Linked DNA regions of Mus musculus: regions 1, 3 and 4 are each linked to region 2. A link is a loop called in an ENCODE intact Hi-C map of the cell type or tissue named here. Cell type or tissue: left cerebral cortex. All regions are shown on one strand.

Region 1 (2,500 bases), 590 kb after region 2:
TACAGGGGAATGTCAAGGCCAAGAAGAGGGAGTGGGTGGGTAGGGGAGTGGGGGGGGGTATAGGGAACTTTCGGGATAGCATTTGAAATGTATATAAAGAAAATATCTAATAAAATATTCTTTTGTAAATAAAACTGCAAAATTGATTTATGTAGTCTGTAGTTTAGATTAATGGATGAGAGACGAATGCTAACACAATTAAACCGGTGGTGTGTGTGTAAGCTAGCCCCAGAGATCTGCCCATCTCCACCTTCTTAGTTTGGGGAGTACAAGCAATTACTACTACACTCAGATTTTTTGCCTGAACTTTGGCCAGCAAGACTAACTTACTGAGTGAGATGAAAGACAATTGAGAGACCTTGTCACAATCAGGTGGATGGCTCCTGAAGTTGACCCCTGGCTCCACGTTATGTGCACACAAACTCAATCAGGCAGACTCATGCATAACATACATACCAAAAGTTTAGTAACAGATATTTTGGGGGGTTGTCCAAATCACATAGTCTAGTATTTAATAGTACTGATGAATTACTCTTTAAATCATAAAGTAAAACTATGTTCAAAATATATGCCAGAATTGTTAACAGCACAGAAAATATCAGCATAGAGTTATATGGGGGAAAAAAACAAGATATAGAGCAAAATTATTTAAAATGTGATCAAGGCAAGAAACTACACAGATGGTAGTAAAAATGAATCTAAATGTTGAAACCATTGTCTCTGGGAGTATGTAAAATTTCTAAGTTTATTCCAATCTCCACAGTGCATGCATATTATTTTTGTAACGAGAAAAAGTAAAAGCCACAAAATTAAATCCTGGTGTAAATATAGAAAAAAGGATATGAAAATTGTTCAGAGAAGAAAGAGAAATGCTTTGAGACACAGAAATCCGTTCCTTTCCTGAGTATCAAAGAGATGCAAATGGAGCCAGTGCTGGGAGGCAGATCTTCAGCTATCACACTGATAAACAATTCTGTTAAAGATTACAATCTATGCTAGGCAGAGTCATAAGCATTTCACACCTATGGTGGGTGCTTGGAGAGAAAGGCCTGCGGAGGTTGGGTTCACAGAACACTGCTGCCATCTTCAGGAAGCTAATGGAATAGATAAATGTGTAATAATGTAATAGATTATTTATTACATTATTACATCCCTTATCTCTTTCCTTTCTGTTTCCTTCCTTTTTAGCTTCATTCTTTCTTTCCTTCCTTTACTTCTTTCTCCCTCTATGTCTTGCCTTTTCTTTTCTTTCTTTTTCAGTTGACTTGCCCATAAACAAGAAAGCCTCCAGGAAGACTTTACACCAAGTGATCTGTACTGCATGCCATGAATCCTTAGCAACAAGCTTTTATGTCAAAGAGATGGAGAGAACATTGTATGGCAGGTGAAGGGGTACATGAGTTTGTTTATCCCACATCGAGGGCCGATCCCTTCATTGGCTAGCACTGCCACTGTCTCTGCCTTACACTGCACTAATGAGAAGGACATTTTCAATGTTTTCATATGCTCCACTCTCTCCCTTGTAAAGATTGGTGCTTCATTGAATTTTATCAAAGACCCTCTGCTCCTCTGCCAATCCAAGGATGATAGAAAGACATGACTAATGTAAAAGACCTTGTACCTTTAAGGACTTGGAAGGCAAAGCCAAAAGGCAAATGCACTAATGAAACCAGCCTTGATAATCCTAGAAGGTTAGAGTGGACGACAATGAAGTTGTGGATGAAGAAGCCAGTGGTTCTCAACCTTCCTAATGCTGTGACCCTTTGAGTTCCCCGTGTGGTGATCTCCAACCATACAATTATTTTTGTTGCTATTTCCTAACTGTAATTTTGCTACTGTTATGAAATTGTAATCTAAATATTTTTGGAAATAAGGGTTTGCCAATGTGATCCCAACCCATAGGCAGAGAACCACTGATCTACTTTGTCTTCCTTCTCAGAAAGAAAAAAAAAGGAAATCAAAGCAAATCAAACCAAGTCCAAGCCAAGGCTCTTTAAAACAACATTGCCAGAGTCTGGGAAAGAGCCAAAGACTTGGCATCAGCCAAGCAAATAAAAAAGGCATCGCCAAATTGATAGGTAGTGGTATTGGACCCACTCTTGCATGACATCCTTTCCGGAGAACTCTGTGATTGCTTGTTTTGGTCTTAAAGAGTCAGCCCTAGCACTCAGTTCTCTCCCTTGAACAGGAAGAAGTAGAGCACACTCAATTTTCATGTTACTGTGTACAGCTTTTCTGTACCTTTTTTAAAAATTCAAGGCATTCATCTTTACTGTACTTAGCATTCATCTTTACTGAACTTGGAACTAAGTGTGTGTGGGGGGGGGGGGGAGTATTCAGTACTGCTCGCACGAGCTGCAGGAAAACTAGAGAGCCACAGTCCTCTGAGACATGTTGTCATAAGTGGAGGCAAACAACAGGCCTTTGAAAACACAAAGAAGCTAAAGAAAGAATGTCTAGGACTTGAGGGTCTATAACAGCTGTCATATGCATATTGGAT
Region 2 (2,500 bases):
CTAAAAGAAAAAAAAAAGTGCTGATCTAATCACTGACATTCCATAGCATTATAGTACAGACTCTTTCCATCTCTAAAATATTATTCTCTATACTAATAACAAGTGTTCAGGATGCAAACTATGCCAATTACTCTAAACTGATCACTTACATCCATGTATTAAATATCACACCACACTCCACAAATATACACAATTATTTGTCGATTTCAAATATTTTTCAATTTTAAAAATTGTACAATCCTTGTCACTTTATGCCTGTCATCCCAGTACTCGGTAGGCTGAAGCAGGAGGATCACACACTCAAGGCCTAACGAGACTACAAAACAAGACCTTGTCTGTAAAAACCAAACCAAACCTCAACCCTTGAAGGCCTAACTGTATGCTTCTCTTGACTTCTGTTATCTAAACAGTGTTTATGATTATAGTAGTAGTAGACATTAAATATTTGTTGACAGGGAGTCATAATTTAAGAAACTGCTTTCCAAACAAAAATGACAGTATGTTAAGGTTATACTGACGAACACGTGGTGGCAATTAAAATATTGCCAATATATGAGGAAAAAAAACCACAAACTGAAGTACAAGTACCACAGACGATTTTTTAAAACAAACTCTTATTGAATGAGCTAATGGTAGCCAATATTCCAAGGTAGCATAATCACTGCCACACTAAGGGAATGCACAAAGAACGTAATTGAATAGTCATAGCAAAAGATAACAAAGCGTCTGTCTTCGAGCAGTGTACATTTTGGAGAAAAGGATAATTATGGTTTTTGCCTCCGAGGGAGCTCGCCTGTCAGTTGAGGGAGTTAACGTACCAATTAAATGTGCTACTTGTTTATAGGTGGCGTTCTGTCCTGTTGAAGTGCACTCGCAATTGCATACTCCCGCTTTAGTACACTCTGAAGCACGGGCCGCTCAGCACCAAATTCCACGAGGAACTTTTGGAAGCAGCCCCGTCTGCCACCCACTTAGAAAACAAGCGGCAAAGCCCTACAGGACGCCGGCACTGCAGGTGCCCCGTGCCTGAAACCTCCCGGCTCTCTGCTGTCCCCAAACGTGTTCTTCCTCTCCGCCTCCAATTCCTAACCCTAACTTCCTACCCTCGCCGCCACTCTTGAGCTCGCCCTGACAATCTTCCTTAGGCGCGCTCCCTCTGACCTGAGGTCACAAGGGCAACCCTTTCCCTACCAGGTTCCCCTGTCCTTCACCCTGCTCTCCCAAGCGCGCGGCCACACACCTGGGACAGCCGAGCGCTTCCTGACGCGCCGCGCTGGGACGAACTCCATCGCGGGCCTGAGCCGCACATGGAGACTAGAGCCCGGGTCAGAACTGCCGAATGCTTGTGCTTTTCGAAAGCGACCGCCGCGGCTGCCCAGCGCCAGGAATGTATCGCGAGCAGCGCCATCTTGAGCGAGGAAAAAGGAACCGAGAGAGGAGGATTGTGGGACGCCGGCGGACTGAGTGCCGCGGCTTTCATTGCTTTCTCCCCTCCCCCCGCTCGCGCCCGACACCGGAAATAGCTTGTGTCTGAAGATGCTTGTGCTTAAGTAGAGCTTTACTCTTTTTCCCCCCAGTGACTCGGGCTTTTTCTTGCACAGCCCAGACCATCAGACTACCATTGTTCTTCTCTCTTAGCGTTGCCAGATAAAATACAGGATTACCCACTTAAATGTTATTTCAGATAAAAAACAAATGATTGGGATAATTATGTCCCAAGTGTTGCTTTGGTAAATATGACAACCCTATCTTGTCTGCCATTCGATTCCTTTCTTGTCTCCAACTCAATGCCATGCTCCACTCTGCATAACTCTCATTCTCCCTGTGCATTAACGTTGAGGATTAAAGTACAGACAAGTTTTCCCCTGGAGAAGGCTTCACAAGTGAGAGTCGCCGCCTTCATTGTAAAACCTTTTATTTTCCTGATTTGCCTTTGGTCTTTTGCTGTTGGGACAAGGAGCTCTCGGGGTACACACATATTTCATTCCATTAATTTGCCTCCTTGTAGCTCTTCCCTTTGGTTTCTTCAGAGTCCCTTATTTAAAAACTGCTAGGTGGATGGTAAGTGAACATGTTATATAGTAAACTGCATATTTAAAGACACATTTGTATTATTTTGTCAGCACTATAATCAAACCAAATACCATGGAAATATGTTTACAAGTATCTGGGTGGGAAACAATTTCCAAATATAAATGCTACTTGAAAACCTGGAGTCAAGAAGGTACAATTTCATTAATGCATTCTCAAAAATCTCTCCTTAAACACTTCTCTCTCTCTCTCTCTCTCCCTCTCTCTCTCCCACTCTCTCTCTTTCTCTCTCTCTCTCTCCCTTCTCTTTATAAAGGCCTGGCTACTGTGGAACTTGGAACTTGCTATGCAAACCAGGCTAGCCTCAAATTCCAATGTCCCCCTGTCCTTGCCTCTGGATTGCTGGAATTAAAAGCAGGCATAACTACACCAGGCTCATTTTCAAACCTTTTACACAAGGCAGGTAAGT
Region 3 (2,500 bases), 210 kb before region 2:
TCCTGCAAAGGTGACAAGCCTGGGCGAGGCTCGCTCGGGCCCCTAACTTCTCGTCGGTCGCCAGCGGCGGCTGCTTGGAGCGGGTGCTGCGAGCCGCCCGTGCCACCGCGGGGTGGCCAGAGGCGCCTGGGGCGCGCGGGAGCCTCGGGCGGGGGAGGCGTCCGTACGGCGGCCAGCGGCGCCTTCGCACCTCTGCAGCTTCGGCCGGGACGCCAGCCGGCGCCCGCCGCGTGCCTACGTTTTCCCGCTCCCTCGGACGCGTGCCTCGGGCCGTGCCACTTTCCCCAGACGCCCGAGGTTCCCCCGGGGTCACCGAACCGATGGGAGGTGGCAGGCGGCTAGCGGCCGCTGCCCTGCGGCAGGCAGGCGTGTGTGAGCGGCGGCGGCAGTGGCGGCGGCTCCGGCCCGCTCCCTTCCCCTCCCCCTCCCCCGGCGGCGGCACACAGGCCTTTCCTAGATTGCAGCGCACGCTCGGCGGCGGCGGCGGCGGCAGCGGCGGCGGCAGCGGCGGGCGAGCCAGGCTCCCTCGCCCCGGCGGCCTCGCTGCCTCCCGCACACAGACAGCACCCGCACGCCATTCGCACACTCTCCCACTCACACACACTCACACGCACGCGCGCGCACACACACACACACACACACACACACACGCTCTCCCCGCCGGCATCCCTTGCTCGGCTCCTCGCTCGGCTAGCCCTCGGTTCCTCGCAGCCGCCACCCCCACCCCCAGCTGCCGCCCGCCGGCTCCAGCCGGCCCGGGGAGCCAGGGAGAAGGCCCGGGGGGGATGGGGGAGGCTGCATGGCAGCGCTCAGACTCACCTCGCAGGCCGCCTCCCGAGGCGCACGTCGCTGGTGGGTCCTTGCTGCCGGCGTCCCGAGCTGGGACGGTCGCAGTCAAGGCTGGGCTGCCGCCGCCGTCGCCGTCGCCGGAGCTGCTAGAGCTGCCGCCGCTGCTCCCGCTCACTGCCGTCTCCTCTGCCTCTGCTCCATGCGCGGGGCCCGCCAGGTGGACGCGCCTCGCTCCGCTCGCTCACTCTGGCTCCGCCGCAGCCGCCGCACTAGATGGAGGCAGAGCTGTCGGGCTCGGGCGCCGAAACTCAGAGGCTCCACAGCCGCCCGCCGGCTCCCAGGACAGCGCTCCTCTCACCGCGCCGCTCGCCCGCGCCAGCACTGCCCGGCTCGCCGGCTGCGCGCGGCGGTGCCCGGAGCCCGCTCTGCACGCGGTGGCTGCGGCTGTCCGCGAGACGGAGACGCGGAGGGCGGTTGCGACTGCCGCTAGCGCTGGGAACACTACTGCTAAACGCTGCCACTGCCGCTACTGCCACTGCTGTGGTGGTGGCGGCGGCGGTGGCTGCTGCTGCTGATGCTACTGGTTTTCCTTCCCGGGTTCTCCCCCCCTGCCTCGGCCCCCTCCTCCCCCCTTTCTCCTCCTCCTCCTCTTCCTCCTCCTCCTCCCCCTTCTCCTCCCTGGGCTGCTTGGCTCAGAGCCTCTGCGGGCTCTGCCTGCTCTCTTCTGCTTCCAGAGCTGCCTCTGCCCATTCAGAAAGGTGCCCAGAGTGGGGCTGCCTCGGCTGCCACCATCGCTATTGCCCCTGCCATTGTTTCCTCCAACACAGCAGTTCTTGTTGGACGCGTTCCCCTCCCTATCCTCCTTCCCCACCACAGCCCTCCCTATCTTGCTCTCTCTTTCCTTACCCTCTCTGCGGTCCCTTCCTCGTGTGTGCCCCCTCCCACCCTGTCTGTCTGTCTGTCCCTCCCGGCGGTCCCCTCAGACGTCCGGGAGCGCGCACTGCGCGGCCACCTGTCATAAAGGGCGCGCACCCCCCTTCCCCACCCCCACCCCGCCCCCCACTCACATTCTCGCAGCCCGCCCAGTCCACGGCGCTGCTGGCTTGTTCTTCCCCTAGCAGACACGCAGCCGGACACCACTCTCCCACGCCTTTGAAGGCAGTTATGTGTTCAGAGAGGGGCGCTCTGAAGTTTCAGGAAGAATATCTGAATGGCTCCATGTATTAAGCCTCTATCCATCCAACCTACCCTTAACTTCAGGCCCCAAGCCCCGGGAAGGTGGATTGTGCTGGAAGGGTTGTAACAAGGCAGAGAATTGGAAAGGGATGAGTTTTTTTAGGAAGTGAAGGAGAGAAAAAGGGATTCTGAATATGGCCGGGAAGGAAATGGGATCTGACTGCTGTCACAGGAAAATTCCTTAGGTGGTCATTTCCCTTTTGACGCCCTGGGAATCAACAGTACAGGAATGGAAAGCGACCCACCGGGGAACACGTAGTATTCAATGAAGCCCAGGGTGTAGGGTTGGGGCCTGAGAGCCACGGTCAGTGCCACTAGAAACCAGGGAGAACGATTAAGTGTTGACGCTAGAGCGGAGAGAATAAAGCTAGCTACTTTGTGTGCACTTGCTCCAGCAAGTCCTTGCCACAACCCAGCTTCCCAGTCATGGAGAGCTCAATTTCAGATTTCTCTGTTTCCACCCTACAGCCTCATT
Region 4 (2,500 bases), 69 kb after region 2:
ATTGTTTGGGAGAACAAACAGTGTAATGAAAATTATGCCATAGTAACATGTGCAATTCAGTGCCCAACCAGTATCAGTAAGAAAAATTTTAGTGGTCAAGCGTACTTAAGAAATGGCATCTTGCCAGTACAGGGGAATACCAGGGCCAGGAAGCAGGTGTGGGTGGGTTGGGGAGCAGGGCAAGGGGAGGGTATAGGGGACTTTGGGGATAGCATTTGAAATGTAAATGAAGAAAATATCTAATAAAAAAGCCTTAATAAGCCGGGTGTGGTGGCACACGCCTTTAATCCCACTCGGGAGGCAGAGGCAGTCGGATTTCTGAGTTCGAGGCCAACCTGGTCTACAGAGTGAGTTCCAGGACAGCCAGGGCGATACAGAGAAACCCTGTCTCAAAAAACAAAAAACAAAACAAAACAAAACAAAAAAGCCTTAATAAAAATAAAACAATACAGAAAGAAAAAAAAAGCTGTTGTTTGTCATCTTAAATTCAGAAAGCTCAATAAATTCCTTACATTTGTATACACACACACACAAACACACACACACACACACACACACACACACACACACACACACACACACACGAAATGACATCTTGTAGAAGAGTCTAGAAAGGCCAGCCTGCTAGCTGTTCTTACTTTGCTTCTTCTGTTACACAGATAAGCCATTAGCTTGAAGATGCAGCCAACTACCCAAGTATGTTTTCTTTGCCAAGACAGAAAGTTAGAAAACAGTGCCTTACATGTGTAATCCACCCGTATCTTTTCTTGGCTCTACCAAAGTTCTGATTGCAAGAAGTCCTAGGGGTTTTCTGAGGACTCAGCAACCAGGGATATCTCTGGTTTAGCCACCTCTGCCAAGCAACTGTGATAATCTCTCAAGCAGGAAAGACTTAAAAGAGTTAACAAACCAGCATGCTGTAGACTGGCAGAGAGATGGGCCAATAAGGTGTCTAAGCCGGCAGTGCGTCTGGTGTGGGCGGGTATGGGCAAAGCGTGCGAAAGGACCGTAGAGGCCTAGGGGTGAGAGGGCAGCCAGGGTTAGAGATTTGGAGGAGCCAGGGGCCAGGAGGACGCACGTGTCCGCATCCTTTTCTTCTTGCCCTTTATCCCTAGGGTTTGATAGCAGCGGGGATAGCTCGGGGGCCCCGTGTATGGCCTCGGAGTTACAGCGTCCGGACTCCATGCCCTGTCACAATCGGCAAGTAAACTCTACTTCTAGCCCAAGTCCCGAGCATCTGCTAGCCGAGGACCGGGTCCTGGATCATGCAGAGGAAAATAACGCTGCTATGGCTAAGCTGACTCTCCTCCCTGGGCACGCCCATTCTAGCGTGCTTTCGGAGCGGGACTCTCCGGCCTGCTGCAGCACTAATCTTCACTCTGAGAACCACAGTGACAGTAGTGACAGTGGCAACTACGATGCACCTGTCGGCGGCGACTCCCTGCTAGGGGACTGTGAACTCTCCCGACAGATTGGGGCTCAGCTTAAGTTGCTGCCTATGAATGATCAGATCCGGGAGCTTCAGACTATCATCCGGGACAAGTAAGCTTAGAGCGGAAGGGAAAAGGGAGCGGAGGGCTGCAGGGTGAAAGTAAAAAGCTTCTGTTTGCATTTGGCACACTGGTCTTTGGGGATTAGAGCCAGGCCTCTTTCTTTGGCCTGTGAGTAGGGAGGGAGTCAGTGAGACACTTCTGTGGCCCCTTCTTAGTTGCTGCGGTTAACATTGCTTTGTTTAGGAAGGAAACCTTTTAGGTAGCCTTCAGCCTCTTCCGGCCTCTTTGTCTGTCTTAAACATGACCAATCCTCTACTGTGCCAGGCAGGTACACACCCCTATGCCATCTGCTCAGTTCCCGACCACGTGGTAAATGTATAACCCAGGAATGGTTACTGCCTGTGGTTATTAACACCCCGACAGCCCAAGCTCACAAAACTAAAGCAATTTCAAGGGAAATGATGTGCTCCGCCAGCCCTCTGACTCAACAGCATTTGCTCCTGCAGTTTGCCATTTTGTTTACTGATTGGGAGTTCAGCTTTACCTGGTTGCCAGAAAGTTTATGATTCCACTCTTATCAAGACAGTTTTACTGAAAACTTACAGAATGTAGTTAACAGCAAAGGTAACCTAAGAACAAGTTGGATCCTCCTAATCCCACAAATCAGTATAGCAAGAACTTGAAAAGTTAAAATATTTTGGAATATGGATTTTCTTGGATAGCTATGTACCACAGTGAAATATAGCTGCCATCTTTCCTTTTTTTCTTTCTCTTTCTTTTCCCTTCCCTTCCCTTCCCTTCCCTTCCCTTCCCTTCCCTTCCCTTCCCTTCCCTTCCCTTCCCTTCCCTTCTCTTGTCTCTTCTTTTCTTCTTTTTAATCAGACAGGGTTTTCCTAAATTGCTGCTCAAACTTTGGCCTCAAACTCCAAGGCACAAGTCAACCTCCCAAGTAGGTGGAACTACTGGACCTGAGACCATACCTGGCTCCTATTGGCAGCTTTAAATGA

What was found. A loop is a pair of places that touch in the nucleus more often than their neighbours do. Peaks named below come from ENCODE experiments on the same cell type or tissue, not always from the same donor. Only the 100,000 strongest peaks of a DNase experiment are listed, where the experiment ranks them.
Region 1: it touches region 2 in a loop (2.7-fold over the local background); 2 of 42 quality-filtered maps call a loop at or near these places.
Region 3: a loop joins it to region 2, with 13 times the contacts of the local background. A loop is called at or near these places in 5 of 42 quality-filtered maps.
Region 4: it touches region 2 in a loop (5-fold over the local background); 10 of 42 quality-filtered maps call a loop at or near these places.

Annotation. Positions count from the first base shown.
Region 1 is chrX:105,005,623-105,008,122 of GRCm38, forward strand. No RefSeq gene overlaps it. Among named protein-coding and RNA genes, the nearest start is that of Gm33486, 3.0 kb to the left of the region's middle. In left cerebral cortex, a CTCF peak has its summit at 1,078 (motif pointing left); a DNase peak (open chromatin) is centred at 1,003.
Region 2 is chrX:104,412,417-104,414,916 of GRCm38, forward strand. Abcb7 (ATP-binding cassette, sub-family B (MDR/TAP), member 7) reads right to left here and starts at 1,430. Exons shown (of 16, transcript NM_009592.1): 1 at 1,241-1,430. The coding sequence starts at 1,408. In left cerebral cortex, a CTCF peak has its summit at 1,403; a DNase peak (open chromatin) is centred at 1,447; H3K4me3 peaks cover 1,727 bases; H3K27ac peaks cover 1,384 bases.
Region 3 is chrX:104,199,814-104,202,313 of GRCm38, forward strand. It overlaps Nexmif (neurite extension and migration factor), which reads right to left and starts at 1,371. Exons shown (of 5, transcript NM_001077354.3): 1 at 820-1,371. In left cerebral cortex, a CTCF peak has its summit at 1,293; DNase peaks (open chromatin) are centred at 727, 1,336, 1,933 and 2,362; H3K4me3 peaks cover 2,295 bases; H3K27ac peaks cover 1,639 bases.
Region 4 is chrX:104,481,808-104,484,307 of GRCm38, forward strand. It overlaps Uprt (uracil phosphoribosyltransferase), which reads left to right and starts at 996. Exons shown (of 7, transcript NM_001081189.3): 1 at 996-1,542. The coding sequence starts at 1,154. In left cerebral cortex, no CTCF peak of the experiment used is centred here; DNase peaks (open chromatin) are centred at 957, 1,458 and 1,798; H3K4me3 peaks cover 1,354 bases; H3K27ac peaks cover 766 bases.